Regions from separate parts of the Homo sapiens genome. Here region 2 is linked to region 1. A link is a loop called in an ENCODE intact Hi-C map of the cell type or tissue named here. Cell type or tissue: MCF 10A. All regions are shown on one strand. Each heading gives the region's core, and the rest is flanking DNA. Links, peaks and the distances in the headings are about the cores only.

The links. Hi-C counts contacts between places; a loop is a spot of excess contacts. Peaks named below come from ENCODE experiments on the same cell type or tissue, not always from the same donor. Only the 100,000 strongest peaks of a DNase experiment are listed, where the experiment ranks them.
Region 2: it touches region 1 in a loop (9-fold over the local background); 47 of 110 quality-filtered maps call a loop at or near these places.

Annotation. Positions count from the first base shown.
Region 1 is chr22:32,650,505-32,666,569 of GRCh38, reverse strand. All of the region lies in intron 6 of SYN3 (synapsin III), which reads left to right. LOC105373002 (a long non-coding RNA gene) reads right to left here. Exons shown (of 4, transcript XR_938176.4): 2 at 12,637-12,675; 3 at 12,428-12,549; 4 at 2,004-5,846. Among named protein-coding and RNA genes, the nearest start is that of SYN3-AS1, 84 kb to the right of the region's middle. RefSeq lists an enhancer at 4,443-5,642. In MCF 10A, for the core only: a CTCF peak has its summit at 6,145 (motif pointing left); a DNase peak (open chromatin) is centred at 6,139.
Region 2 is chr22:32,521,198-32,537,262 of GRCh38, reverse strand. SYN3 (synapsin III) reads left to right here. Exons shown (of 14, transcript NM_003490.4): 10 at 3,368-3,470; 11 at 8,255-8,389; 12 at 9,258-9,345. It overlaps LOC124905103 (a long non-coding RNA gene), which reads right to left and starts at 5,412. Exons shown (of 3, transcript XR_007068067.1): 1 at 4,375-5,412. RefSeq lists enhancers at 4,297-4,934, 4,935-5,572, 7,376-7,875, 7,876-8,377. In MCF 10A, for the core only: a CTCF peak has its summit at 8,193 (motif pointing left); DNase peaks (open chromatin) are centred at 4,532 and 8,122.

The DNA.
Region 1 (16,065 bases), core at 2,613-10,612:
CAGGTGAAGGAAGGAGCCTTCCAGATTCCTGGGGAAAGAGCATTCCAGGGAGAGGGCCAGCAAGGACGAAGGGCCTGAGGTGGGAGAGTCCTCAGTGAGTTGGAGAAAGAGCAAGGTGGCCACATGGCCAGAGCAGAGTGAGAGAGGGGACAAAGGGGACAAGAGAGCTGAAGTCCTAAGGCCCTGGTGCTGAATGCCTGAAGGTGTCAGGCTCTGTGGCTTGTTTGGATTGTTTGGTTTGGGTTATTCTTTAGAGTAAGATGAGAAACTATTGAGAGGTTTTGAATAGAGGAGTGACACACTCCGACATGTGGTTCAAGGAGACCCTTCTGGGTAAAAGAGAGATGAGGACCAAAATGAGACCAATTCAAAGATTACTGGCATAATGCAGGTGATTTGGGCCAAGGTGAAGCAGTAATGGTGGAGGAAAATGACCATATTCTGAATGTATTTTGAAGGTAGAGGCTTTAGGATTTGCTCATGGATTGGGTGTGAGGTGTGAAAGATGAGAAAGCATCGAGAGAGCCGCAGGGTTTTGACCTGATGCTGCCATTAACTGAAGTAGGACTTAGTTTGGAGCTGGGGGAGAGATTCAAGGGCTCAGTTACAGATATAGTGTGTGATTTCGTTGGACATCAGAGTGCAGATGTCAAGAAAGCAGTTAGACATGTTAGAACAAATTCAGGGAGAGGTCAGGGCTAGAAGTATAAACAGATGAGTAATCAGCATATAGATAGTGTTAAGAGTCATTAGGCTACATGAGGTTACTAAAGGAATGAGTATGGACAGAAAAAGAGAAAAGGTCTGAGAGCTGACCCCTGAGACACTTCACTGATACAAAGTCAGGAAGGTAGAGGGGAATCTGTGATGGCGACTAAGGGAGGGCAGCCAGCAAGGTAGGAGGTTGGGTCCTAAAGGCCAAAACACACAAGTGTTTGACAGAAGAGCGCGTGATTAAATTCTGCTGCTAAAAATTCGCGATTGCAAAAATATGGAACCAGCCCAAATGCCTATTAATCAATGAAATTAATGGATAAAAATCTGTGATATATGTGAGACATATATATATATATATATATACACACACTGTGGCATACTACTCAGCCATAAGAAGGAATAAAATAATGGTATTTGCACCAACCTGGATGGAATTGGAAACCATTATTCTAAATGAAGTAACTCAGGAATAGAAAACCAAACATCATATGTTCCTCACTCATCAGTAGGAGCTAGGCTATGAGGATGCCAAGGCATAATAAGGAGGATACAATGGGCCAGGTGTGGTGGCTCACACCTGTAATCCTAGTACTTTGGGAGGCCAAGGTGGGTGGATCACCTGAGGCCAGGAGTTCAAGACCAGCCTGGCCAACATGGCAAAACCCTGTCTCTATTAAAAATACAAAAATTAGCTAGGCGTGGTGGAACATGCCTGTAGTCCCAGGTATGTGGGAGGCTGAGACATGAGAATCCCTTGAACCAGGAGGCAGAGGTTGTGGTGAGCCGGGATGGCACCACTGCACTCTAACCTGGGTGACAGAACAGGCTCTGCCCCAAAAAAAAAAAAAAAAAAAAAAAAAAGAATTATACATTATACAATGGACTTTGGGGATTCGGGAGGAAAGGGTGGGAGGGGTTGAGGGATAAAAGACTACAAATTAGGCTGGGTGCAGTGGTTCACGCCTGTAATCCCAGCACTTTGGGAGGTGGAGGCGGGCAGATTGGGAGGCCGAGGCGGGCAGATTATGAGGTTAGGAGATCGAGACCATCCTGGCTAACACAGTGAAACCCTGTCTCTACTAAAAACACAAAAAATTAGCCGGGCTTGGCGGCGGGCGCATGTAGTCCCAGCTACAAGGGAGGCTGAGGCAGGAGAATGGCATGAACCCAGGAGGCGGAGCTTGCAGTGAGCCGAGATCGCACCACTGCACTCCAGCCTGGGCGACAGAGCGAGACTCTGTCAAAAAAAAAAAAAAAAAAAAAAAAAAGCGACCAATTGAGTACAGTGTATGCTGCTCGAGTGACAGGTGCACCAAAATCTCAGATATCACCACTAAAGGACTCATTCATGTAACCAGACACCTCCTGTTCCCCAAAAACCTATGGAAATAAAAAATAATAAATAAATAAATAAATGCTGCTGTTAGGTCAAGAAAGACAAGGACTAAAACACCGACCACTAGATTTTCCCCTGAAAACTATTTATTACTTTTAACCAAGTGCTGGCCAAGTCTCCCTGGCCTTGGATGGAAGGCATATCAATTGCACATCATCAGCCAAGTACTGATTGGATGGTTTCAATTGCAAAGGGGAAATCTTATCTCCAAGTCATAAGGTGGGATTTCTGACAGAAGGAAGAGCACACATTAGGTGAAGAATGCTAGACTAGGAAGGAATGGAGTCAGATGGCATGGGCACCAGTCTTGGTTTATCTACTTGCTCCCTGTGTGACCTTAAGACTCCCTGTAGCTCTTACCATCTTCACATACAATATGATGGGTGGTGAGCAGAGCAGGGTTCTCTGAGAGACTTTTCATAGTCTCTTCTCAAGTCTAAAATTCAAAGACATTTCCCTATCTTAGTCAGGGATGGCTACATAATTTGCAGGATCCCTTTTTCAAAATGTGCAGTGTGGGGGGGGAATGCTGTTAAAGATACTAAATATAAAGCTTTTTCTTTCCTTCCACTATCTCTCTCTTGACTTGTCATAATGCTGTTTTAATTGCTATTTAATATCATTCTAGGTAAAATAAATAAATGAAATTTTACATTATTCACGTGGATTTTACCATTTACTTTTACATTGTGCAATGCAAAATTTTAAATGCAAATATGAAAACATTGAACTCATAAGCAGAATCAATAAAATTACACAATTCATATTTCATAGTTCCTACATGCTGTATTAGTCAGTTCCCACACTGCTAATAAAGACATACCCGAGACTGGGTAACTTATAAAGAAAAAGAGGTTTAGGCTGGGCGTGGTGGCTCATGCCTGTAATCCCAGCACTTTGGGAGGCCGAGGCAGGTGGATCACGAGGTCAGGAGATCGAGACCATGCTGGCTAACACGGTGAAACCCCGTCTCTACTAAAAATACAAAAAATTAGCCGGGCGTGGTGGTGGGTGCCTATACTCCCAGCTATTCGGGCGGCTGAGGCAGGAGAATGGCGTGAACCCGGGAGGCGGAGCTTGCAGTGAGCCAAGATGGCGCCACTGCACTCCAGCCTGGGCGACAGAGTGAGACTCAAAAAAAAAAAAAAAGAGAAGAAAAGAAAAGAAAAACAAGTTGAATGGGCTTACAGTTTCACATGGCTGGGGAGGCCTCACAATCATGGCAGAAGGCGAAAGGCACGTCTTACATGGCGGCAGCAAGAGAAAATGAGAGCCAAGCGAAAGGGGTTTCCTCTTACACAACCATGCTACACAAAACTAACTCAACTGTTTTTATTTCACTTCTGGATGCACACACATTCTTCCAACCCCCTCTACTTGAGGCTTACTGTTGAGTAAGTAAGGACTAAAAGAAAAGTGAACTATGAATTGGCCTACCTTTTTCTTTTTTTCTGTGTCATCATATTCAGTATAAATTATTGGCTAGTAAGAAGGAACATGAGGGAATCTCTTGGTTGGTTGTTTGCTTTTCTCAGAAAGTGATTGTCTTCCTCATCTGTAAAATGGGGATACTTTGTAAGGCAATTTTAAAACAGAAAATTCATCTATCCACTCATGTAATTCTATACCACGCACAGTGCTTGGAACACATATGTGGTCAGTAAATATTTTAAGTGCTAAGAATTCAGTGTGGCTCAAGTTGGGAGGATGCTGAGGTACATAATAAAAATAACAGCTCAGCAGTAATTGAGTATTTATTATGTGCCAGGCATTGTGTTAATGCTATTGTATTAACTCATTTCCTCTTAATGACAGCCTTATGAAGTAGGTATTTTTATTACCCCCATTTTACAGATGAGGAACTTGGAAAGGTCAGTAACTTGGCCAAAGACCCGTAGCCAGTTAAGTGGCATATCTGGGAGTCAGGCCCAGGTCAATAAGATGCCAAAGCATGTGCTTTGGAACACTGACTATATTGGTCCCATAGTTACTTGGTAATAAAATCAAAGTAGTCAAAGAGCTATGGAGGGAAATGATGAGTTCCATCTGGGGAATCCAAGAAAGGCACTGAGAAGGCAGCTGTATGTACACGTCTGTAGCTCAGGAATGATGAACAGACTATAGATAAGATTTGGGAGTCCTCAGCTGAATGATAGCCACTGAAACCGTGAACATGGATATGAGTTAAGATAAGACAGCCCTATAGAACTAAGGCATCTGAGAGCCAAGGGAGGAGAAAAGAATGCCGAAAAGGAGACGTTGCAGAGGTAGGAGTGGATGCATAGGGGGAATACCTGGAAACCTGTGGACATTAATTCACATGCTACAGAGATGACCAATCAGATGACAACTGCAAAAAGACCTTTAGATTTTGCACGTGTCCCCACAGATGACTCCGGGTAAAACAGACTCCCTAGACTGGTAGATAAGGGGAAAGGGACAATGGAGAGATTTATAACTAAACTTGGTATGACTTTTCATCTGTCACATTCCATGGAAAAAAATTATCCTTTGTCAAACTACATTTCCTGACTTGGAGGCTAAGAAAAGTCAGTCACTGCAGCAAGATGCAAGATGCAACTTGGCTGTGGACATTTGCCAAGCCACTTACGTCCCCTCTTGAGGCCTCAGTTTCCTCATCTGTACATAGAGTTATTGGATGAGACATACTCTAAGTTTTCTCCCAGATCCAAAATTCTATTCCCTTCCGTTCCAGATGCTCTTTGAGGATGTTGGTGTTGACAAGAAAGGTGGGGGGAAAGAGAAGGACCCTGCTTGACCGCGACAGGTCCCCTTGTATCCTGTTCCCTCTCCATCTTATTTTCTCCACAGTGCTCTAGGGCAGCTGTGGAGCCAATGATGAAAACCACATGTTTCTGGGCAGCCCTGCTGTTGCACAATGCCGCCAAGGGGAGGGCAAAAAAGAAAGAAAGAAAGAAAAAAAAGAAAGTAAGTAAGAAAGGAAAGAAAAGAGCTTTGGAATTCTCGGCTTCTACAGACAATTCCCCCATTGATGTGCTGTGAGTCACGGCGGGCCGCCAGGCCATCATGGTTTCTGAATCACTTCCTTCAAGAGGGGCTCTCCACTTGTTCCCGGGCTGACTTTGGCCAGGGCTGGAATGCAAGGAGATTGGACCCTTTGGAGTGGTTCTGACTGCCTTCCTCTTTGCTGGAGCCCCAGAGGGGAAGGTGGAGGTGCTAGGCAGCAGGGCGTAGGGGTCTGAATGGAATTGAAGACAGCAGAGAAGCAGGTTGGACCTGCTTGTCCCAATTGGTGGACCCAACTCATGCCCCTCTCTCTCCCTCTGTTAGAGAAGAAAATGATGTAAAAATCCCAGATTAAAGGCCAAAGTTTTCTCTGGTGGGCACTAGACTCAGCCAGATCCGGAATTTCTATCCTCTCCACCTTGACATCCTGGCTGATGTGGACAAGGTTGACACCTTTTGAGCAGAGATAGGTTAAAGTTGATCCCAGCCATGTCTCCAATGGCTCACATTAGGGAACCTTGAACGGCACTCTCAGTCTCCCATCTTGCAATTTCCATCTTTGAGGTCAAGGATGTTAATGGCCCAAGAAGCCCTCGCCTGGGTGGTGGTCCTTAGGTGAGAGTCTGTTTTAAGTTCTTGCTTAAAATAAGCTTCACTTTTTTTCGGCCAAGACCCTTAATCCTTGCTCTGGGCCAGACTCTGCGTAGGCACCATGGATCCCAAGAGGAAATAGACATGGCGCCAACTGGACAAAAGAGAATGACAGGTAAATAAGTAATGATGCAAATTTATCACCAAATGCAGACTTGGGGACAAGGGGAGCTCCAGAAGGCAGCCAGAAATGTTTGTTGGATGGAGCATTTAGCGCCATTTTCCTTTGCCCGACCACCATTCCTTCCCCGCCAGCCCCTTAACCCCAGAACTTTCCAGAAGATCAGTATGAATGGGCCCTGGATTAGAGAGGAAGTGGTCTCTTCCCTCCACCAACACAGGGTGCTGTTTCTCAATGACCCCAGCTGTTAGGGAATATGCTAGAATGCCGCCATCTGGTGGGCACACGGAGCCGTGTCCATTTCGCAACTTTGCTGCACCTGGGGCAAGTGTCAGAGACGCACTGACCTGGAAGCCATGCCCCAAAGAAACCAGGTTTGGCACGGCTACTTATTTGACTGAAGTTACAGGTGATGAGCAAAAGGAGCGCCTTTTAAGGAGTCCTCCTGACCACATTCAGCTGGCTGTCTCCCTTTAAGGAGGTGAACTTGGAGGAAAAGCTAGTTTAGAGCAGGCACCATATCTTCATCTTCTCTATGCCTCTCATAGCCTCTAGCAGCAGATCCAGGAGGTAATGGGTGCTCAATGCATGGATGTTCAATGGGATCAGTTACTGAATATGATCAGTGAGAATGATAGCAAGGGTTCTTTCTATCTTGCACCACCATATCCCTAGCACCATGCCTGACTCTACAAATATACATTGAACCATTGAATAAAATTAGACTCTCGGAAGTAAAGATTCTGGAAACAGCAAACATGATTTGCTGGAGGACAGTTTAGGTATTGCCTGTATTGTCTAGTACAGCCTCCTTCCTCTCAGATGCATCCCAGGGAGACACAGTGACTTCACCAAAGTCACACAGCCACTCTTTAGAACTGGGACTGGTGGGCGGGCCAACTTGCCACCTGGTTGCCTGGCAGAATCCAGGTTGCCTGCCCATGTATATATGAGAAACAAGACAGGCAGCAAAAAAAGTATGGAGGAGGCATTTGTCCAGGGTCACACCCAGTGGAAGAGCTTCCCACTAAGAATATCTGAAACACCTTTTCAAGGACTCTAATACTATCCTGTGCTCCTAGGGTGAAAAGGAACACCACCTAGTGCATTAAATAAAGAGGTAAAGAATGTCTAGCAATCCAAGGAAAACAGAGCCAAATGCAGTTACTGGGTGCACAGAATGTGATGTGGGAGGTACCAGTCATGTCACAGGTCCAGGTGGAGCTCTTGTCTCCCAGGAAGAGTTTGTGAAATAGTATAACCCATGTTCTGAAGTTGAGCTCCAGAGTGGGTGATGGTTACCCAGATGGAAGAAGCAATCTGGCTTACATGTAACAATAAAGGATCTGGCTGTCTCCCCAGCACACTCTTCGTGGCTTCATTCTCTCTCTCAATTTTCCCTCTTTCCTGTGCCACATGGACCTTTCTAACACTCTTCTGCTTAGACCATCAATGGCTCCCTATTGCTTCTTAGATAAAATCTAAATATCTTCCCTTATCATCACCCCACTCCAACTCTTTAGCTACATACTTCATCCCTTCCTGCTTAGCCCTTACTCACCTTGGTTACACTGTTAGGACGCCTGTCCCTCAAGTAGGTTCCAGTCCTGGCTTCACCACTTGCTCTCATTGTGACCTTAAGGAAATCACTTAATTCCCTGTGCCTTCATTTCCTCATCTATAAAATGGAGTTCATGCTAGCATCTACCAGACTGGGCTGTCGTGAGAATGGATTTGAGTTCAGTATGTGAAGTCCGAATAGCGCCTGTCATGTGGTATGCTCGCAATGTATGTTAGCAATCATTCCTGTTATTATCGCTACATATAACATGCTTCCTCACGCCCCCATCCTTTCACACATGTTCACTGTGCCTGAAATGTCCTTTCTCTGCCTTCTCCCTCAGATGGACAACAGCTCATTCTTCAAGCTCCAGCTCAACGTCCCTTTTTTAGCAGTAGGGGAAGTTAAGTGCACCCTCATCTTTGTACACATCCCGACCCCATGTTCACCCTAAATCCCATTGTCACCACGAACATCCTTACTCATCAAATGGGGGTGTAATAGCATCTGTTGATCATGGTACCTGCCTGAAATGCCTTATGGATGGGATGGGCGACTCCACAGTCATCCTGTAGCCTGTGTAAATTGCAAAGCCTTCAATGAGCGTGAGAGATGTGTATTTTTGCCATCATGGAAGGGCTGTTGGCTGTCCAGCTTCTAACCTGCCAAGGCAGGGTCAGCATGTCCCTCGCTGACCCAAGGCCCAGTCTCCAGGAGGACCCCTGCCTCTCACAGACACCAGCTCACTCTGCAGCCTGCTGGGCCACACTTGCTTCTCTCACCCATCCACCCGAAAGCGGGGTTGGGGGAAGTCAAACACCAGCTATGAGCACAGGGTGCTGCCAGCACAGCCTACCCAGGGATCTCCCACCTGCTCGTCACCGACCACCTTCCTTTGGTTTCTCCTGGGCTCTAGGGGTGTCTGCAGCCCCCCTGCCCTCACCCTAGGCTCTGCCTTTATTCTCCTTCTGCCTCACTTGGCCTGTTCACCGTAAGAATGGAGAGGTCTCCTCCCGACTCCCGGCCCACCCTCCTTTTTTCTCTCTCCTCCCCCTCAGCATGCTTTAACGTCCTCAAATCCATCCCAGAGGCTTTAACAAGGCTACCTTCATCCACTCATCAAGCACTGTGTGAGGCACTTACTCTCTGCAGGGCACTGAGGGAGATTCAGGATGAGTAAGATGCAAACACTGTCCTAGGAAGACAGGAGGGGAAAGAGAAGTGTTTGTTGAAGGTGCCAGCACAATGCCAGAGACTTAGGGTGGCAAGGGGAGAGAGGGTGAAGGTCTTCTGACATGGTCCTTGGCCATTCTCCACTGGGGGGCTGTAGGTCTGCACTTTGGTTGTGCCTGGCTGGCATGCATTGAGGAGGGGCTGGCCTGATCCTGTCCCAAGCATTCAGCTGATGAGTGACACTGGAGCCCAGTTCATGACTGCTGTGTCCTTTGAGCATAGGGAAGGCTCCGGAGAGCACAGTCTGCAGCCCTTCTTACCAAGCCCTGCCTTGTTCTCAGAATGATGCCACCCCCACTCTGCTCTGCCCGGGCAGCCTGAATGCGAGTAGCCCCTGGTTGAAGGCCATTTGGCCCTGGGGCAACAACCTTCCTTGGCCAGCACCCCTGTCTGAGTCTCAGCTAACTTCTGTGTCTCTCTCAGTGGCTTATGGGAGCCTCTGGTTCCCTTCCATGTCAGACAAGAAGTGAGGGTGGCTCGGGCCGGGCGCGGTGGCTCACGCCTATAATCCCAGCACTTTGGGAGGCTGAGGAGGGTGGATCACAATGTCAGTAGATCGAGACCATCCTGGCTAACATGGTGAAACCCCGTCTCTACTAAAAATACAAAAAATCAGCCGGGTGAGGTGGCAGGTGCCTGTAGTCCCAGCTACTCAGGAGGCTGAGACAGGAGAATGGCGTGAACCCGGGAGGTGGAGCTCGCAGTGAGCCAAGATCGCGCCACTGCACTCCAGCCTGGGTGACAGAGCAAGACTCCGTCTCAAAAAGAAAAAAAAGAAAAGAGAAGTGAGGGTGGCTCAGGAGGGCAAATGCAGAGTCTCTCAGGCTGAGACTGATGCTGAGTAGGTAGGGAGGGGGATGCCTGGGAGGGGATCTCTTCCCAGAATTCCAAGCCAGAATGGGGCAGAAGCTCCCCACCCACCTTGCCAGCTTTCTTCTCCACCCAACAAGGTGCCCTTAGCTAATGCTTCAGCTCAGAGACCTCATGGACACAGGGGCTTCTCACTTCTCTTCCCCTCTCTCCCTGTCTCCCTCCCACAATGCCCTGCAGTGAAAAGCTTTCTTCTTTGTTGTCTCTGGTATGGACGTCCCTACATCCCGTCTTCCTCCTACGGGCATTCAGCCTCTTGCTCAGCCTGAATAGAAGAGGTAGCTGCTCTATCCAGTAAAAGAAAAAACAAACAAAAAAACAAAACAACAACAACAAAAAACTATGTCCTGCTCCCTCTAAGTCAATAGCAGCTAAAATAATTTAGAAATTCTGATTTTGCTTAAGACAAGACTCCTTTTACAGACTCAAAAAGTCCTACTCTGAATGTTAAACATTGACTATCGATCCGCTACCACTCTGCTTTGCTAACACCTCAAACCTCAACCTCCCCAAGACAAGCACATGCTGGGTAAGTTTCCATCCAAGGAGATGCAAAGGAGAGCTCTTTCTGCATCATGTTTCAAAAGCACTATCCTGATACAGCAGCTCATATTTGTTGAGATTTACCACGAACCAAGCACTTGATATACATCATGTCGCTTAATCCTTTCAACAGTCTGTAAGGTAGATTATGTTATTTTTCCCAATTTATGGATGAGCAAACTGAGGCTTCTTTAGCCTAGGGTCAAGCAGCAAGTAAGTGAGAGAGTCAGAAATGGAGAAATGGAGCTCAACATGTTTGACTCATAACCACTGTGCTGAAAGGGGACATGAGGCCTGCCCTGCAGAAATTTGCAGAATGGAAGGATATACTTGTGAAACAGTAGACGGTAGTATTATGAGCCGTTCAAAACCCCTTGCTAAAGGAAGGACACTTACTGGTTTTTGTGCATCTACCACACAGCAGGCATTCCCAGAGACCATATCCTCTCATTTTCACAATAATCCTGCACCCCTGTTTTACAAGTAGAGTGGGTAACTGGGCTTAGGGAGATTAGTTCTCCAATGGTCATGAAGTGGTGAAGCTGGGGTTTTGTCTTAGTCCAGCGACTCCCAACCTTTTTGGCACCAGGGACTAGTTTTGTGGAAGACAATTTTTCCACTGACCAGGGATGGGGAGGGATGGTTTCAGGATGACTCAAGCACATTACATTTATTGTGCACCTTATTTCTGTTATTATTACATCACAATATGCAATGAAATAATTATACAACTCACCCTAATGTAGAATCAGTGGGAGCCCTGAGCTTGTTTTCCTGCAGCTAGACGGTCCCATCTGGGGGTGATGGGAGACAATGACAGATCATCAGACATTAGATTCTCATAAGAAGCATGCAACCTAGATCCCTTGCATGCATGGTTCACAATAGGGTCCACGCTCCTATGAGAATCTAATGCCGCTACTGATCTAACAGGAGGCAGAGTGCGGGCGGTAATACGAGCAATGGGGTATAAATGGGCTATAAATACAGATGAAGCTTCACTGGCTCACCTGCTGCTCACCTCCTGCTGTGCGGCCCAATTCCTAACAGGTCACAGATTGGTACCAAGGCCACAGTCTGTGGCCAAGGGGTTGGAGACCCCTGTCTTAGTCCATTCCTGCTGCTGTGACAAAATACCTCAGACTGGGTCATTTATAAAGAATAGAAATGTATTTCATAGTTCTGGAGGCTGGGAAGTCCAAGTTCAAGGTGCTAACAGGTTCAGTGTCTGGTGAGGACGCTCTGCCTCAAAGAGGGTACTTCTTGCTCTGTCACCATGCAGCAGAAGTGGCATAAAAGAAATGAACACTGTGTCTTCACATAGCATGAGACATGGAAGAGCCAAGCAGCTCTCTGAAGCCTCCCAAAGGCCCCATCTCTTCATACCATCACCTTGGGGTTTAAGCTACAACATATAAATTTGGAGGGACACATCCATTCAAACCATAGCAGCTTTGAGCCCAGGTCATGTGATTTCAAGTCTTAATTTCTTCCATTATTCTATGCTTGCCCTGTAGCTTAGGGGAAAATGCATGAGGCTTCCTTTCCTGCTCTAGAAGAGCTGACAACAGTAGAAGAAATGTGACATATACACAAGTAACTACAAAAGGACATAGAACATGGTAAATGTCAGGAGAGAAAGGGACAAGCACCTAGAATATCAAGGGGTGGAGCCTGGCCCCAGCCCAGAGTAGCAGCAGCAAATGGCTGCCGAACACGTGGAATGGGGCTAGGCAGGCATGCTGGGAAGCATGCATGGGAGACAATGACAGATCATCAGACATTACATTCTCATAAGGAGCGTTCAACCTAGTTCCCTTGCATGTGCAGTTCACAGTAGGGTTCACACTTCTGTGAGGGTCTCTGAGCTGGATATGGACATGAATGAGATCTCGGTGTGGAGAGAGACAGAAGTACCTCCAAGAGTGACCCAGCCAGGGCAAAGGCTCTGAGCCACGTAGGCAGGGGACAAGCTGTCCCGTCTGGGTGGCATGTAGGGGACAGGAAAAGGACCAGCAGAAGATAAGGCTGGGGCCAGACCACAGGAGGCTTTGGAGGCAGAGCCAAGGAACTTGATTTGGGGGATCACTTGAGGAGGTCGCCATTGACAGATTTATGTTTTACAATCAGGTATGACTGGAGCCAGGCTTTGAGAAGACACATGTGGCAGAGTGAGCAGGCTGGAGTTGAGAGTAGTAGTACAGTCCAGACAAGAAAAACTGCCAGGACCAAGGAACTGAGAAAGTGGAGGGAGGGGAGTGGGTGTCAGGGTGGGATGGAGGAAATGAAACAGACAAAAAGGGCTTTAGGCAACCTGGCAGGTCCAGGCTGCTCTGGGCCGACTTACCTTGTTGCTGTGTCCTCTCTTAACTCTCAGGCATAGGCCTGGCTGGAGACACCTTGGGCACCACAGGCCCCCAGTGTGGGTACTGGGCCCTGGCATTATAGCAGGAAGATCTTCTTCTGTCCCTGGTCCAGGTAAGCAGAGAACGTGTTGGGGTCAAGGCCAGGCAGGAACTAATGGTGCAGTGGCACGTGTTCACAGAACACACCTACCTCTTACGTTCTGTCAGCCAGAGTTCAGACTTCAAAAGGCTGGAAAGGAAGCAGGGAGAGAGAGGAGATACCTTTATTGGGCATTCATTCTAATCCTCAGTACCCAATGAGAAAAGGCTCTGTATGTGGAGTTTAAAAATTGAGATTCAGAGAAGTTGAACCATTTTCTCAAAGTTACAAAGCTACTAAATGGCTATGAGAATTTGGACCCGAGTCTTCCTGATCCCGTTAACTCAACACACTGTCTTCCCCAGAGCCACTTCCTACCTCCTGACCCCCAACTTTTCACCTCCTGCATCTTCTGACTGGAAGCTGGCTGCCATGTGTGAGCAAACTAAAATTCTCCTCCAAAGAAGCTTCCCCAAAAATACACCATGAGCCTGGTCCCTGCAGCCCCTCCCATAAAGGACTCTGGGTTTGGCTGGAAATGAAGCCCTAGCATTTTTTTCTTACCTTGTTTTCTAACCTCCTTTTCATGCTTTTCTTGTAAACCTTTTTTGTTTGTTTCATTTTTCATTGGCAGCACAAGCCTTTGTTTTTAAAGGTAAGGCAGACATCAACTTCAGAAAATAACTGATAGGGATATTTTAGCCGTGATTTTGCCATTGATAAAAAATTCTAAAGCCTAAGGGGCATCATCTTGGCCCATCATACCTTTTTTTTTTTTTCTTTTAAGGAAAGGGGGAGAAAATTTGTCCAGTTTGGGAAAAACAGTGATGGGAAAGCAATTTGATAACTGATGATTTTCTGAGTGCTTCAGCCTCAAGAAAACCAACAGCTGCAACATATTCGTTACATGGAAATCATTAAGTCATTCTGGGAAGAAATGACAAATGCATGTGCCTGTGTATAGATGGTAGACATGTGTTTACATATGGAGCAAAGCACCCACAGAGGGAATTACTTTAATATTGCCTCTAGGCCAAGAGAAGAAAAAAACACGTGCAATGAAAGCCCCATTGCAAGAGATGATTCTGAACATTAAATTCTTATTGACTGTGAGGTTTGAACTGAAAACGTAGGGAGAAGTCATCTTTTCCTCGACACCTAAGCTCATAGGGATTTCCCTTAGGGAGAGGCAATTCTGTGGGGTGGAGCCAGCCTGGACAGGGCGTCAGGACCTCTCGGTTCTGATCTCCTCTCTGCCGCTAACTAGGGAGTGACCCTGAGGAAGTTTCCCCTCCCTTTGGGCGTCAATTTCTCAAAGGGGGTTTGACAAAATGGTCTCTGACATCACTTCCTCTGACATTCTGTGGATGTGCATTAAGTTTTTATAGCATAAATTCCGAGGAACTGACCTTCTGCTTCATAGAATTGAGCTGCTGGTCCCCCACCCCCTACCAGAAAGTGTTCCCTTTAGTAAAATTAGATTTTTATATAAATCTGATTTGCCTAGTTGCATATAACCATTTGCATTCACAACTTTGTTACCTCAAACCCAACTCCCCAGTTGAGACGATGAAAGCAAAACAATTAGCCATTTCCAACAAAGAAACTTTGTTTCTTTGTTTTCTTCCAAAAAAGAAAACTTTTTTTTTTCCAAAAAAAAAAAAACTTGCATCGCAGACTTAGGTGTGGGAAAGATGCCCTTAGCGTGGAAGGACTGAAGCATGTCATGGCTCGTGGAACAAAGAACCTGCTGGGCCTGAGAACCCATACGAGTTCTGTTCCTGGGCCATGGTGAAATCTGGCCGGCTGTTCTAAATTGAGTGTGTGCATTTTGGTGGGGACTAGCGGGGAGGAGATGGCAGAAGTTGGTTGTTGATAGACCCAATTTAATTATTTTGATGACCCTACGGGTAAATACAATTATCATCTCTGTCTCAACCTAAGTGGCAGAGTCTGGAATCAAACCAGTCCTCTTAAATTCCAGTGAGTGTGCTCTGAACCATGACACTCTAATGCAGAGCCTCTCAACTCTGGCACTATTAACGTTTTGGATAGGCTAATTCTTTGTTGCAGGAGGCTAGCCTGTGCATTCTAGGATTAGATGCATCCCTGGCTTCTACCCGCTAGATGCCAGTAGCAATTCCCCTCATTGTGAAAACCAAGAATGTCTCCACACATTGGCTCATGGTGGAACCACACTGCTCTAATGTCAGCCCAAGTGAGGAGGAGGAAAGGGCAGCCACGAGGCCCATATGTCACCATCCCCTAATGTAAATCTGAGGGATCAACCCAGAGATGGAGTTGGTTGCAGCATCAGTAGCAGTTTGGGAAGCAGGGTGTAGGTTAGGAACATGGCGAACTGAGATGTCTAAAGCATCCTCTGATGATGGGGTATCACGCGTGGCTGAGTTGATGTATATCTGAGCAAGCATGGGCCATCCTCAGTTTAAAGCCTTTTCATTCATTCATTCATTCATTCAAGCATGCATCCAAGGCTTCCTGACTTCTCACTGAGCTGGCCCTGGGGGAGCCAGAGGAGCGATCATGCCCCACCTGTGTGCTCCAGAAACATGCATATCATGGAGAGGGGCAAGAATGTTAGCCACACCATCGAAAATAACAACCCTACCCAGAGGCCAGCTGGAGACCTCCTAACTCAAGGAAAATTCCCTGGCCTTTCTCAGATTCTTGCTAATCACTGGTGGGCTCATCTTCTTCTGAACTTCCTCTGGGGCACTGACTCCCCCATGGCCATCACCCCACACACATCAATGCTGGCATCAAGTTCAGTGGCTTCTCTTTCTCCCGCCACAAGCGAAAATGTCTCCTACCAAGAGCAGTGTGTTTAGTAGACTCACTGACCTCCTTAGTGAGGTCCCAAGAAGGGAGTCTTATCTCACAATACAGAGCCCTTGTCTGTCTTCTTGGCCTTCTGTGCTCTTCCATCTCTACTCCTCAGACCCCTCACAGTTGGCCAAGATCTCCAATTTCTTCTCCCCAGTCCCTCCCACCCATGAGGACTTGGCTGCAGCTGACCCCAGACCCTCAAGTGACTGACCTTCTATTCCAGTCGCTAAGTATGTTCCCCACAAAGACTTTCCTCTCTAAGGAGGACTGGGGAAGCAGCTGTTATAAGGTAATAAAATAAAATTCATATCAGCATAAGAATACTTGGTATTGTAATATTTTTGGCCGTCTCTAATGCTGGGCAAGAAGCTAAGTGCTTGGCATGCATTATCTCATTTAATAAGAGACTCAGATTGTCACAGCGCTGTACAGTAAACACGCGGCATAGTGAGTCAGAGCATACTCTCTCAAATTAGAGTTCCAACCCTGCCTCTGACCAGCTGTGTGAGCCTGGGCTTTGTAGTTCATATCTCTGGGCCTCTGTTTTTCTCCTTCATTTGTGTAATGGGAAAGAGTAGGAGCATATTCTGCTTAGCATTATTGTGAAGATTGAAAGGACCAATAAAAGTGTAAAGTGCAGCCAGGTAGAGTGGCCTGCCATCCCAGCACTTTGGGAGGCTGAAATGAGGGGAT
Region 2 (16,065 bases), core at 4,437-12,436, 130 kb after region 1:
ACTTGAACCCAGGAGGCGGAGGTTGCGGTGAGCTGAGATCGTGCCATTGAACTCCAGCCTGGGCAAAAAGAGCAAAACTCTGTTTAAAAAAAAAAGGGGGGGAAGGGTCGAAGGGCCAAGTCAGCTGGTCTCAGGGCCTGCCACATACATACCTTCTTGCCTGCATGCCCTGTGACCTCTGCTAGCAGCCACACAATAGCAATGGACAGAGCATGGGCTGTGAACTCAAAAAGCTCTGTTCAGTAAACACCTATTGAGTACCTACTGCAGGCCATGTTGTGCTGAGCGCTAAAGGATGAAAAAATCCAATCCTTCCCTCTAAGAACTCTGTATCGGTTGCAAGGGCTACCACACAAACCAAATTGGTTTGCGCAGAAAGGGGGATTTACTGGCTCATGTCACTGACGACTCCAGATATACAGTGTCAGGTAAGGCCTTAAGGCTCCTCCTCTGCCCACCCAAGTTCAGCTTCTTTGTGTGTTGGCTTCATCCAGGCAGGCTCTTTCATTTCATGGTGGCACACAGTGGCTCCAGGCTTTCATCCTCACAGTGTCAGGTTCAAAAGAAGGAAAACTTCTGTTTCCCAGTCATTTCAACCAAAGCCTAGAACTGAGCCATATGTACTGGTTGGCCTGGCTTAGGTCACATGACCATCCCTGAACCAATCACTATGGCCCAAGACACTGCAACGCTGTGATTGGAGGCCTATGTCAGGTCTGCACCCCTGGAGACTGGAGTGGGAGCATCCCCTACAGCAACAAAGACTGAGTGTGACCTTAGGCATGCTCATGCTTTCTGAGCTTCTTCAACTGCAAAACGAAAGCAGTAGTAATACCCAAGTCAGAGTGCAGGTGTGAGGACTGAATGAGAGAGGGCTGCACCTAATCCAGAACCAGCCCCTGGCAGGGAGGAACACCTGTCCTTCCCATCAACCCCAGGGGGCAGCTGCCACCTTCAACCTGGGAACCCACCTGTGCTAATGAGTCTCTTGGAGGCTGCGCTCATGACCTGGCACGACTGAATCATGTGGCTGAGGCAGTCACCTCCTTCCCCCAACAGGTGTTCACGGGACAGTCGTGGCCATCTTCTCTATGGCCCTTCCGGAATGTGAGCCCAGCCTTCCCCAGTGCCTCCTGAGCCACTCACAGATGTCCCCAGCAGGCCACCTATCCCTGGCTCTGCCAAGTCCCAGGCTGCATGGGCCATCCCTGGAGGAACCTAACGTGGGAGTGGGCCTGCCCAGGCCTGGAATCCACTTTCCCTTTTCCAATCACAGGCAGAACTCCAGGGTCTGGGCTGGAGAGATCCCCAGTCCTATCCCCACAGGAGCAAAATCCATACAGGGACTCATACACAGGGCCTGACCCCGCCCTCCACTGGCTCGCCTGCTTGCCAGGTGGCCTGACTCCTGGGCAAAACCAATGATGTCGCTTGGTCAGTGCTAGTCCCACCTGGCAGGAGGGGAGCAGGGCCCCCCCCCCGATTCTCCAAGCACTCTCACGCTGCTGTACGCCTGCAGCCCCTTCCTAGACCCTGGGATGCCTGTGCCCTATGGGGCGTAGCCAGCAGGGGACCCCAAGGTTCATCCTTTCAAAACAGCCTCTGGAAACAGCTGCCTCTGGACCTCAGCTCAAATTTCCACGTTCCATTGAGAAGAAACCTGATTTATGAGTGTGTCTCAGGGCAGAGCTCACCCTGTGTGTGGCACCCACAAGTCAGCCACTGGGGCCAAAAACGAGGACCCTGATCAGAGAGCCCAGAGGATTCTTCGAGCTCCAAGGACCCAAGGTTGTCCCCAAACGTGGCCACGTATCAGAATCACATGAAAAGCTTTAAAAAATTATAGAAATTACTCTAACATAGGGTGGAGCCCCAAGTCTGGCTGTTTGTGCGTTTAACTCTCCTGGTGATTCTGATGTACAACCAGAATCAGATCTAGGCTTTCCCATTTTATGATAAGAGGGAGAGGCTTTTCCAAAATTATTAAGGAATTAATAGCAAGAATGTAGGTCCCTGGTCTCCCATGCTGAGTGAGAATGGATGGGCTGGGGCACCTTCAGAATGAGAGGAAGGGTGGCTTGCTTGGAAGCTGGAATCAGACAGGATCTGGATTTGGAAGCGGTACAGTCACTTAATCATCGCTCTGAGCCTGTTCCTCCATCAGTAAGATGGGTTAAAACCTTCCTCATAGAGTTGTGCTGGGATTCGAGGGAATGAGGAGTCAGCCCCCGGGCCCAGAATGCCTGGAACATACCAGGAGCTCCATGGGTGTGAGTCTCCATCCTTCTTTTTATTTGATGATCTCACATGCTCCGTGCTACAGCTGAATGAGAAAACTGGACTGGGAGTCAAGGAGATCGAGGGAATCCTGGTGTTCTTACACCTTACTGTGTGATCTGGACCAGCCACCCTCCCTCTCTGGGCCTCAGTAGGCTTTGGTGGATGAGATGAGACTCCATTCTAAGAGCATTCCAGTCACAGTCCCTCCTCATCCCAGCACTTGTGGCTCAGAGACGCAAAGCGATGTGAGAGTAGGCGTGCCCCGTGTGACCCTGGAGAGTGAGAAGCAAGAACATTGACACAGAGTCCCCTGTGACTCCCAAATCCAGCCCACAGGGGAAGCTAAGTGCAAAGCTGGAACAGTTTCTTCACATACAACCACCCCCTTGTTGCAGGGTCAGAGTCCAGTGCTGAGATCTGTCCCCAGCAAAGCAAACTGGCCTTGCAGACATCAAGTGGCTGGAAAGGGAACAAAAGCAGTGGGTCTAGAGGGCCAGGCCCCCTGGGCGAGGCAGAAGCAGCCTGCCAGTCTCCCCAGCCCACCCGCCCCGGGCCCTGGGAAAAATGCACCCTTTGTCCTCCACAGCCTCTTGTCCGGCCAGGGCTGGGACTGGAAGGGCAGCCTGGAGGGACTTCTGGAGCCCTTGGAGCAGCTTTCCCAAGGGAAAAGGGACACAGGGGTGGCTGGGTGTCCAGGATGACTCCGGATGGGGACAGGGCAAGCTCCCCATTACTGCAGAGCCAGCAAGTCCTGGGGTCGGGGGAGACCTCTCCCAACTCTGGTTCCTTCTCTCCCTGCCTCTCTCCCCTCCTTCCTGGCTCTCTCGTGTTCTTTCTCTGGGTCTCTCTCTCACTGTCATGTGTGTCCCTGCCTCTCTCCCTGCCTCTCTGTCTCTGCGTGTTGGACTCCAACTCTCTCTCCGTCTTTCTGTCTCTCTTGCTGCTTCTCTGTCTCTCTCCATCGCCGTCTGGATGTGTGAGTCACTGTCCCTCCCTGCCTGTTTTTCCATGTGAATCCACTTCTCTCCCTCTACCCGCTTCCCCACTTTCCCAGGCCACTTCACTGTCTGTCCATCTGTCCCTGCAGGTACAGGCTGTGGGTGGACAGCTGCTCGGAAATGTTTGGCGGCCTGGACATCTGTGCCGTCAAGGCTGTCCACAGCAAGGATGGCAGAGATTACATCATCGAGGTGAGGGATGAAGCAGGGAGTCCTCCTGGCTGGTCCAGCCTGGCAGGCGTGCCAGGGGGAGGGAATCCCTGCATGGTCTTTGGCACCATCAGCTGTGTCCTGGCTCCAGGGCACACGCAACCCAGGCCTCAGTGAGTTGCTTCTGGAGGCTCCTTCCCACCCTCAGAGGCATCGAAAGGCTTCATGCCTGGGGACTTGGAACTGAGTCGGGAGACCTCAGGGCCCGAGGTTGAACAACATCCCCAACCCACAGGCCTAAGGGAAGGAAAGGGCATCTGGTCAAGGGTCAACAAGATACTGTCCCATGGGGCCCCTTCCATTTCCCCAGTGTCCAAGCATGTGAAATGGGCACCTTCCTTGGTCACCATGCAGACAGTCCATCATTTGTTCATTCAACAAACATGGCCTTAGGGGGCTCCCATGGGCTAAGCATGGGTGTGGCTCTGGGGATACAGCCGTGGACATAATAGACATGGGGTGTGCAGGCTGGCAGGGGAGAGGGTGAGAAACAGTGGCAGAGCATTGAGGATTTGGAAGGGGGATGGAATGGTACAGGGGCATGAATAGAGGGAAAGATGTAGGGAAACAGAATGGTAACAGAGGGCTCACAGAGGGGCTGTGGGTCCCGGAATCTCTCTCAAGACCCTCCAGCAGCCCATGCCTCTCCCAATCCTATAGTCCTCCCATCCCCGCCGCTTCCTCTCTCTGTTTCCCCGTATCCCACTAACCCCCACCTCTCCTCCATGTCTTCCCAGTGTCTCTCACGGTCCCACAGCCCTCCCGTCCCCTCCCCAACTCTTCTTCCCTGCCCCCCCACTCCATGTCCCATGGCTCTCCACTGCTTTCCCCTGAAAAGGCCCCTCTGGCCTCAGAGTCCGCCATAACTTCCCATCTCCACACTCACAGCTCCAGTGCCGCGTCCAGCCCCCTCCTTCCATGGGCGGTGCTGACACAAGGCCAGGACACGTGAGGGAGAGCCCTGCGGCCGTCCCCTCCCCGGGGTGTGGGCGGCTAATGGGAAGCACATGGCTGGGGTGACCACAGGAGCCAGCCGGTCCTCCCGTCTCTCATGTCTGCCTCGCTCCCCAGGGGCCCACGGCCAAGCAGGACCAGGTGACTCAGTGGGTGGGAGCCCAGTCATGCCAGGAGGGTGTTCACACCCAGGCCTTGGAGGTAGGAGGAGGGAGTCCAGGATGAACACAGCCCCTCTCTCCTCCCCAGAGAGGCCAGGAAGCTCCTGCAGGAAGAGCTGCATCTGCATTAGCAGACCTAGTCCCACTCTGGAGAACAGCTCTCCTCTCAAGGCCCGGAAACGCCTTCCCTCTGGCCGCCACCACACCTGAAGTTCCCCAAGTAGCCCCTACTTGGAGGAGCCATGGAAGGGGCTGGGAACAGACTCCTTGACCTGTACAGTTGCTCCCTGGAGGAGCCGGTCCCTCGCCTTCTGGGAGCTTCAGCCCAGAGGTGGGGCAGGAACCCCCAGCACGGCAGCTCCTGAGACCCCACCAGGTCCTCCTGCCTCTGCATCCCCTCACGGGGACCACCAGACATGAACCCAGATTTGGCACACACGCACTCATTTGTTTATTCACTGAGCCGCTGCTCCAGGAGCCAGCCCCCAAGCCAGGTGGACACAGTACAACTGCAAACACAAGAGCAGGGGCCCTGTCTCCTAGAGCTCCCGGACTGCCCTGACCCCCAAAGGCCAGCTCCTCCCTTGCACCAGCAGTCTCTCTGTCCCCTGTGAGCCCCTACCTCTCCGGGTCTCAGCTTTCAGTCTTAGGGAAAAAAAAAAAAATCTGTGTTCATGGGCTCAGGCTTCCTGCCTTTAGCCATTCAGAGGGTTGGGGATGAAAGACCTTTCACATTAAAAAAAAAAAAAAAAAAGTAAAAGTAGTGGGCTCGGACTTCAAAAAATAAGAAAACAACGTCTCCCAAGAATGTTCCAGGGGAAAAATGAAAGATAGCTTTTCAGATTTTTTTTTTCCTCGCAGAAACATTGCAGAGTTGTTTCCTTTGCTTTTGAGTTTGGAGTGGGGTCAGGGGAGATGGGAAGCTTGTTACCAGAAATATAAAAGGTATTTTCCCCCAGTAAGGGAAAAAAAAAAAGGCAGAAGAGATCCCAAAACACTGGTTTCTTCAGCCATCTCTGTGGTGAGAACTGAAAATGTGTGTGAAATGTTTTGTGAAGAGGCTCACAGTGAAATACTCAGGGGAAAAGACCCTTGAACTTGTCCTCTCTGACCTTGTCCGGGGAATGACATTGCTCACTGGAAAAATGTTTCCCTGGGGAGACGAGGGTGGCCACTTCCTTTGGCTGTCTCTACCGTGGGGATTCCAAAATGAACCTCAGGTTCCTTGCGGTGGCTGTTTTCCACTGCAGGGAATGTAGGAAACAGAGACCAGAATAAAATGGGGTTGGCAGGGGCAGGGGGAGAGAGGACAGGCAGGGTGCAGCAAGCCTGTGTACCTTCGCGGCAGACTCCACAGTCAGAGCTCAGCCAGTGGTGACTGAGAGACTGTCCCTGTCTGGGGCGCTGGGATCCAGGAGGCCTCAGTCCCAGGTACGACCTGCGCAGAGCTCAGGACCCTGCTAGAAGCAGTACTCACATTCTTTTTTTTTTTTTTTTTTTTTTTTTTTTTTGAGACGGGGTCTCATTCTGTCGCCAGGGGAAAGAGGGAAGAGGAAAGGCCTGTTTTCCGGGGCCCTGGCAAAACCCAGGCGGGAGGGAAACGCGTTCCACAGGGAGCTGGGCTATTCTCAAAGTGCTTCTATGGGGAGGAGCCTGAGGGATCCTAGTTTCCCCTTCTGCTCTTCTTACAAATAGAGCAACTTGGCTCACTGCAACCTCCGACACTCCCAGGTTCAAGCGATTCTCCTGCCTCAGCCTCCCGAGTAGCTGGGATTACAGGCACCTGCCACCACGCCCGGCTAATTTTTTTTGTATTTTTAGTAGAGACGGGGTTTCACCGTGTTGGCCAGGATGGTCTCAATCTCCTGACCTCGTGATCCGCCCGCCCCGGCCTCCCAAAGTGCTGGGATTACAGGCGTGAGCCACCGCGCCCAGCCAGTATTCACATTCTTAAGCTAGCTTTTCAGTTTCCTAATCAAAGTGGGTGCTTAAACTCACAGATCCCTACAAGTCCCAGCTGGAAGGGTCTTAGCAGCTGCCCAGATCCCTCAGTTCACTGTTGAGAAAAAAAAAAAAAAAAATAGGCCCGTAGAGGAAAAGAAACTTGCCCAAGATCACAGAGCAAATACACAGCAGAAGCCAAGCCTGGAACCCAGGTTCCCTCTTCTCAGTTCCTACCCTGGTGTGCTGTTCCAGTGCTTGGTGGGAATTAGCCTGATGCAGTGGGAGGACCGTGGGTTGCCAGTGCTGTGTCCTTGACCTTGCCACTTCTTTGACCCTCTGCTTCCTCTTGATTACAATGAGGATAATAGTACTGCCTCAAAGAGCTATTCTGAGGTTTATGAGAGATCCTCCACACCCAATGCTTAGAATAGAGCGTAGCACGTAGGAAATGCCCCATAAAATACGGCGCTTCTTAGTATCCTTATCCTTATGAGCCGGGCTTATCACAAGGGCGTCTTATTCCTCCACTAAACAGGTGTCTGTGGAGGGCACACCTGCTTAGCAGGACACGGGGCCCATTCCTAACCTTGGGGGCTCCCAGTCTGGTGGTGGAGACATAGTAAGCAAGGGGTGACAGTGCCGTGGATAAGCTGTCCCGTGTGAAACCAGGTGAGAACGGCAGGATACAGTTGTCAGGTGGCTCGTCAGAGCTTGCACTATCAGAGAGGGCTTCCTGGAGGAAGACCTAGTTAGCTGTTCCCTGTTGGATGAAAGGAGTTGGCCAGGTAAGGAGTGGGTAGAGGGATTACATAAGAACCTGGAGGAGAGAGAAAACCTAATATGTCCAGAGCGTGGGAACAGGGGAGACAAGACGGTGAGTCTGATGGGGTGGCGTGGGTGAATGCAGGCCGCCGACTCCTGCAGTGGAGCAGAGAGGGTGACGCGGCCAGCTGTTCCGCAGATGCGCCAAGGCCTGACAGACACCCCTTCCAGATCTCCCATAGCTTCCCATGCCCAGGGAATCACGTGGAGCATTGGCCTGTGTGACCTTGGGCAAGTCCCCTCCCATCTCTGGGCCTCAGTTGCTCTATTTGTAAAAACAGCAGAAGGGGAAACTCGGATCCCTCAGGTTCCTCCCGATAGAAGCACTTTGAGAACAGCCCAGCTCCCTGTGGAATGCTTTTCCCTCCCGCCTGTGTTTTGCCAGGGCCTCGGAAAACAGGCCTTTCCTCTTCCCTCTTTCCTCTGAACCCTGGGTCAACTCCAGCCCGCGTCATATTTTTGTCATGATCAAGCCCCCACCTTTACTGTTTCTGCTTTGTGGAAAGCAGCCTTGACCTGGGGCCAAAGGAGAGGTGGCCAGCCCCGACCCTGGGAGGGGGCCAGGGTGAGAAAGGAGGGGGCGGAGAGCGGCTCCCCAAAGAAAAGCACAGAAAAGGTCGGCAGAGGCTCCCTGGCCCTTGTCGCATTGCTGTCATCCAGCAAACGTGGGCCGAATTGAACTACCTCCAGGGAGTGGTTTAGACTGAACCGAAGGGAACTGATGTCGCTGCCGGCCAGTCCCAGCTGGAGGTGATTTGCATGGAGGACATCGCCATCTGGTGGTCACTTCTGTCCTGAGCCCTGAGCCCCCACTTCTGGGATGTGATGCCCAACCGCCATCTCTCCTGGCATGGGGGTCCCTCAGCTCTCCCTTCCTCCCCACAGGTAATGGACAGCTCAATGCCGCTGATTGGAGAGCATGTGGAAGAGGACAGACAGCTGATGGCCGACCTTGTTGTCTCCAAAATGAGCCAGCTCCCGATGCCAGGAGGCACAGCGCCCTCCCCCCTCAGACCTTGGGTAAGACCCTCACGATCAAAGGAGACTTTATAGCCATGAGAAATGCCAGGCTGTCTGGAAATGGGGAGCCCCTGGATCCAAAGGGGATACCCCCAGGAAGAAACCACCTTGGGGAGAAGGAATGGGGGTGTGGACGAAGGCCAGACATTGGGGAGAGCTTTCACAGCCTGCCCCAGTAAGTGAATTGAGGAGGCTTTCAGAGGCCCCTTCCCTTCTTCACCATCCTGGGGAGAACAATCTTGTCTCAAATGGCCTTTGGGCACTGTGGGCAGAGATGATCGACTGCTGTCCCTTCTGTGCCCTCGGTGCTGGGCCTGAGCAGGATGTGTGTGCGTGCGTGTGCGAGAGCATATGGACACACAAGCCCTCTGTGTGCTCCCAGGGAACCAGTCAATGGACGCTATTGTGTCTCCCATTTTCCCCAACCTCGATGAGCTCCCACGTCGCTCCTCCCCTCCACAGTTCCCACCATGGATTACCAGACTGCTCTCCAAAGAATTTGCCAGCTCCCCAGCTTTATGTAAAAGCAAGTCCCCAAACTTCCACCTCCCACCCCAGATTTCCCCACAGAAAGTAATCTATGATAACAAACATCAGAATCGTAGTTATTATACTGACGGGGCTGCTGGCTGGGAAGGGGCACGGGGCAGGCTTTATCGCAGAGAATGCCCTCTGTTTTGATCTGGGCAGTGGTTACACCGACGTATACACATATAGAACTTCACTACACTGTATACTCCAGAACTGTACACTTTATGTGTAAGAGTCTCTTCTCAATGATAAAAAGATCTTCATAAATGCTGCCCTCTCACCCAGGAAGTAAAGGGCTGTGGTGATACCAACAGGCTTCTTTTCTCTTCTGCTCTAGGCTCCACAGATTAAATCAGCGAAATCCCCAGGGCAAGCCCAGCTGGGGCCTCAGCTAGGCCAGCCCCAGCCACGCCCACCTCCGCAAGGTATGACCCAGGACGAGCCACTGCAAGAAAGCATGCAGTGAGGGTGCTGAAATGCACCGAGGGATCCACATGTGATTCCCACAAGGGGCTCTGGGAAAATGCACCTGAATACTTTATCCACAGAATGAATGAGACTATGGGGTTGGTCAAACTCTTTAAAAAGTCAAGAAAGGAGAAGGGAAATAGAAGGTTAATTTATTAAGAACCTAATATGCACCAAGCACTGTGCCAGGGAATGTCCCACCTATTTTCTCACTTTTATTTTCCCAGCCGTCCTGCAGTGAAAATGTCATTATTTCCTTTTTTTTTTTTTTCTTTTGAGACAGAGTCTTGCTCTGTCGCCAGGCTGGAGTGCAGTGGTGCGATCTCGGCTCACTGCATCCTCCACCTCCCAGGTTCAAGTGATTCTCCTGCCTCAGCCTCCTGAGTAGCTGGGATTACAGGTGCACACCGCCACGCCCAGCTAATTTTTGTAGTATTAGTAGAGATGGGGTTTCACCATGTTGGCCAGGCTGGTCTCAAATTCCTGACCTCAGGTGATCCGCCCACCTCAGCCTCCCAAAGTGCTGGGATTACAGGCGTGAGCCTTTCTACTGCGAGGTAAAAGTTGAGGCTTTGCCCAAGGAGGCAGAAAATGGTAGATTTACAAGTCTGGCCTTTCAGACCTTTCAAACCTAGGAAGTGTTTATTCATTTCAATGAGTGGTGCCTGATGATAGATTTGTGAGTCGACCAGCTAGAGTAAGAAAGATAGAAAAAGGGAAGATCATCTATAAAACCTTGGCCATTGAAATTCCTCCTCAAATATATTCCAGCATTACTACATTCCACCACTTATTAGAGAATGGACAAACTATTGTAAAAAGATGAAAAGCAATCAGGGCAATGGCTAACTAACTTTCTCAAAGAATATCAGCTGCTCTGATATTCTTGCATGCAGTCTTGAGAGAAATCCGCCCCGTATCCTCTCTTGCAATCAAAACCTCCTGGGCACACTCGCTCTGGCACCAGCATGGAGCTTCAGAGCACCTGTGCACCAAGAAACCAAAGCAGGCAGTCTCGCTGCAATCTTTTAAGGATCTTCTTAAAAACCTATCAGAGGCCGGGCGCGGTAGCTCAGGCCTGTAATCCCAGCACTTTGGGAGGCCGAGGCGGGCGGATCACGAGGTCAGGAGTTCGAGACCAGCCTAGCCAATATGGTGAAACCCCATCAGTACTAAAAATACAAAAAAACTAGCCAGATGTGGTGGTGGTGTGCACCTGTAATCCCAGCTACTCGGGAGGCTGAGGCAGGAGAATCGCTTGAACCCAGGAGGCGGAGGTTGCAGTGAGCCGAGATTGCGCCACTGCACTCCACCCTGGGCGATAGAGGGAGATTCCATCTCAAAAAAACAAAATAAAATAAATAAATTATATATATATATCAGAAAGAAGGCATTACTATCATGTTGTGGCCTTCCCAGTCACTATTATTAAAAGCAACAGATTCATTACTTTGTGAAAAAAAGTCAACCTTGGCCACCAAATGGCTTCCTCTTCCACAGGTCTTAGATAAAATGTCCCATTCATTTTTCTTGTTTGTGTTTCTCCTTCTGGAAAAGCAGGAGATATTTTTAAGAAAAGGGAAATTGTATAATTGTACACAACTGTGTACAGACATACCTCAGAGATATTGCTGGTTCGGTTCAAGACCACCCCAGTATATAGTAAATATCAGAATAAAGGGAGTCACACAAATTTTTTGGTGCATATAAAAGCTATGTTTACACTACACTGTAGTCTCTTAAGTACAATAGCATTATGTCTGAAAAAAACAAAGTACATACCTTAATGATAAAATACTTTATTACTAACAATCGTCTGAGCCCTAGGTGAATAGTAACCTTTCTGCTGATGGAGGGTCTTGCCTCAATACTGATGGCTGCTTACTGATCAGGGTACTGGTTGTTGAAGCAAGGGGTGACTGAGGCAATTTATAAAAATAAGGCAACAGTGAAGTTAGCTGCATGCATTGACTCACCCTTTCACACAAGATTTCTCTGCAGTACGTGATGCTGTGTGATAGCATTTTACCCATAGTAGAACTTCTTTCAAACTTGAAGTCAGTCCTCGCAAAACCTGCTGCTGCTTTATCAACTAAGTTTACGTAATATTCTAAATCCTTTTGTTGTCTTTTCATCAATCTTCATAGCATTTTTTTTTTTTTTTTTGAGACGGAGTCTCCTTGTCGCCCAGGCTGGAGTGCTATGGCGTGATCTCCGCTCACTGCAAACTCCGCTTTCCCGGGTTCATGCCATTCTCCTGCCTCAGCCTCCCGAGTAGCTGGGACTACAGGTGCCCACCAACACTCCCGGCTAATTTTTTGTATATTTTTTAGTAGAGACGGGGTTTCACCGTGTTTGCCAGGCTGGTCTCGATCTCCCGACCTCGTGATCCGCCCGCCTCAGCCTCCCAAAGTGCTGGGATTACAGGCATGAGCCACTGCGCCCGGCCCCTTCATAGCATCTTTATCAGGAGTAGATTACATCTCAAGAAGTCACTTTATTAGCTTATCCATAAGAAGCAGCTCCTCATCAATTCAAGTTTTATCACGAGGCTGCAGTAATTCCATCACATCTTCAGGCTTCACTTCTTATTTTAGTTCTCTTGCTATTTCCACGACATCTTCACTTACTTCCTCCACTGAAGTTTTGAACCCCTCACAGTCATCCATAAGGATGGGAATCAACTTCCAAACTCCTGTTAATGTTGCTATTTTGATCTCCTCCTATGAATCCCAAATATTATTAATGGCATCTAGAAAGGTAAATCATTTCCAGAAGGTTTTCAATTTCCTTTGCCAAGATCCATCAGAGGAATCACTGTCTATGGCAACTATAGCTTTATGAAAAAAATTTTTTTTTTGAGACAGAGTCTCGCTCTATAGCCCAAGCTGGAGTTCAGTGGTGCAATCTCGGCTGACCGCAAGCTCCACCTCGCGGGTCCTGGTTCAAGCAGTTCTCCTGCCTCAGCCTCTCAAGTAGCTGGGATTACAGGCACGCGCCACCATGCCCAGCTAATTTTTGTATTTTTAGTAGAGATGGAGTTTCACCATGTTGTCCAGGCTGGTCTTGAACTCCTTACCTTGTGAGCCACCCGCCTCGGCCTCCCAAAGTGCTGGGATTACAGGCATGAGCCACTGCACCTGGCCAAAATGTATTTTTAAAATAATATGACCTCAGATTTTAAATTACTCCTTGATCCATGAACTAAAAGACGTGATATGTATTAAAAGGCATGAAAACAAAATTATCTTGTACATCTCCATCAGAACTATTGTGTGGATAGATGCATTGTCAATGAGCAGTAATATTTTGAAAAGAATCTTTTTTCTGAACACTAGGTCTCAACAGTAGGCTTAAAATATTCAATGAACCATATTGGAAATACTATGCTGTTATCCAGGCTTTGTTTTTCCATTTACACAGCACAGGCAGAGTAGATTTAGCATCATTCTTAAGGGCCCTAGGATTTCCAGAATGGTTAATGAGCACTGGCTTCAACTCTAAGTCACCGGCTGCACTAGCCCCAACAAGAGAGTCAGCCTATCCTTTGAAGCTTTGAAGCCAGGCATTGACTTCTCCTCTTTAGCTATGAAAGCCCTAGATAGTATCTTCTTCCAATAGAAGGCTGTTCCATCTACACTGAAAATCTGTTGTTTAGCACAGCCACTTTCATCAATAATCTAAGCTAGTTCTTCTGGATAACTTGCTGCAGCTTCTTCGTCAGCACTTGCAGCTTCACCTTGCAGTTTTTGTTATGGAGATGGCTTCTTTCCTGAGACTTCACCCACCAACCTCTGCTAGCTTCCAACTTTTCTTCTTTAGCTTTCTCACCTCTCTCAGCCTTCATAGGATTGAAAGTAGTTAGGGCCTTGCTCTGGATTAGGCTTTGGCTTAAGGCAATGTTGCGTCTGGTTTGATCTTCTTTCCAGACCACTCAAATTTTTCCGTATCAGCAATGAGGCTGTTTTGATTTCTTATCATTTGTGTGTTCACTGGAGTGGCACATTTAATTTCTTTCAAGAACTTTTCCTTCACATTCACAACTTAGCTAACTTTCTGGTGCAAGAGGCCTAATTTTCAGCTTGTCTTGGCTTTCAACATGCCCTCCTCACTAAGCTTAATCATTTCTAGTTTTTTTATTTAAAAGTAAGAGATGTGTGACTTTCCCTTTCACTTGAATATTTAGAGGCCATTATTGGGTTCTTAACTGGTCCAATTTCAATATTGTTGTGTCTAGGGGAAAGGGAGGCCCAAGGACAGGAAGAGAGATAGGGAAATGGCTGGTAAATGGGGCAGCCAGAACACACACATTTATCAAGTAAGTTCACTGTCTTTTTTTGTTTGTTTGTTTGTTTGTTTTTTGAGATGGAGTCTAGCTCTTTTGCCCAGGCTGGAGTACAGTTGCACAATCTCAGCTCACTGCAACCTCTGCCTCCTGGGCTCAAGCGATTCTCCTGCCTCAGCCTCCCGGGTAGCTGGGACTGCAGGTGCATGCCACCACACCCAGCTAATTTTTTTGTATTTTCAGTAGAGAAGGGACGTCACCATGTTGGCCATGATGGTCTCGATCTGCTGACCTTGTGATCCGCCTGCCTTGGCCTCCCAAAGTGCTGGGATTACAGGCATGAGCCACCACGCCCGGCCAGTTCACTGTCTTATATGGGTGTGGTTCATGGCACCCAAAAACAATTATTAATACAATAGTAGTATCAAAGATCACTGATTACGGATCACCATAACAGATATAATAATAATTTAAAAGTTTGAAATTTGTGACAATTGTCAAATGTGAGGCACAGACACCACATGAGTACATGCTGTTGGAAGGACAGCATTGACAGACTTGCTCAATGCAAGGTCGTCACAACCCTCCAATTTAGAAAAAACACAGTATCTGCAAACTGAAATAAAATGGACCACAATAAAACAAGGTATGCCTGTATAAAATACACATTAGTATTCTCCTTCAGGCAGATCTAGTGTGTTTGAATCCAGTTCCGTATCTCACTGCCTTTGCAGTGTTAGGCAAGTCATATTACTTCTCGGGGCCTCAGTTTCCTCAGTGTAAAGGAGGAAATAACAGCTTCCATGTTTAAGGATGGGGTGCTTGTCCATGAGATAAATGCAGGTGAAGCAATTAGCAAGGCATCAGACACAGAGATAGTGCGTAGAAGGTGTCAGTTCTTACTACTAATAATTTACTACGAATAACTATGACATAATGCTTACTATTAATAACGTGTGTCTTATACATATTGCTTTTCATGTTTATTATTAACAATCCTTGTAACTAATGCAGTGCCCCGTTACCCAGCAAGAATTCTATAGTAATAAGTGTTCCGAAACTACATATTCCTCACTCTACCAGGCTCCTGGCTGTGCCTCTGCCCCACACCCTCCTTTCCCCTCTGCCCTGGGACCTGCTTTTTAAAAGCACATTTGAACAGAGCCGTTTTAAAACAGAGAGCTACTGTATTCTGATTTCCTCTCTGGCCCAGAGTAAAACATGCTTGATAAAGAGATATTATTTTAAGGGAAATGAGGCTAAACACACTTTTAGTGAGTTGAAAAACAATCAATTTAAAACCAATTAAGGTAATTAAAGAAAATGCCCAGTGAATTAACGCTCAGATTAAAAATAACAAGGCTAATGAAAAACAACGCTTTCATTGAGTTCCCCAATTAACAAATCACATTATTATTTTGAACTTGCTGTTCATTTCAACTCAGTAAAAGTGAAATTTTCTTTTAATAAGCTTCATGTCTGTGCTTAGGCAAATACTTTCTATATATGTTAATATTTTGTGTATGTGCTCATATGAAAAATACTAAATTGTTTGCTTTGCCAAGAAGCCGAAAGAAATAACTAGGGCAGTGGTAATGGTTAGCACTCTGGTCTCTGAATCCAGTAACTAGGGTGTCTCTCTTGATAAATCCCAGGTATATGATAGGGACTCAACAAAGAGTTACTGAATTAATGAATGGGTATTCACATTTTCTAAGATATCAACCTGGGAAGGGAGGCGAATCAGGGGAAACTGAAGATAAAAGTAGAAAACAAATGTTTTATTTGAACTGCGGTGGGTTTAGAAAACCCAAAAGTAACCAACATTTAAAAATCAGGAGGTGAGCTGGGCGCGGTGACTCACACCTGTAATCCCAGCACTTTGGGAGGCTGAGGTGGGCGAATCACAAGGTCAGGAGTTCGAGACCAGCCTGGCCAATATGGGGAAACCCTGTCTCTACTAAAAATACAAAAAATTAGCTGGGCGTGGTGGCGGACGCCTGTAATCCCAGCTATTTGAGAGGCTGAGGCAGGAGAATCTCTTAACCCAGGAGACAGAGGAGGTTGCAGTGAGCCGAGATCGCGCCACTGCACTCTAGCCCGGATAATAGTGCAAGACTCCGTCTCAAAAAAAAAAAAAAAAAAAATCAAGAGGTGTTGCTTAAACATCTAGATTTCCAGCATCTCTTGATAGCACAGAAGCTCTAGAAACAATGGGCCTGTGTTTCTATACAGCAACTGTCCCTGGCGTTACTAACAGCGGCTTCCTTGATCAGAGCAAGGGCTCCTAGGGGCTCCTGCGTTTGCCTCCAGCCCTACTCCTCACTTCCATAGTGACAGAGAGGGGCAATTGCTATGTTCTTTATGCTTGCACCTCTTCAGAGAAATAGTT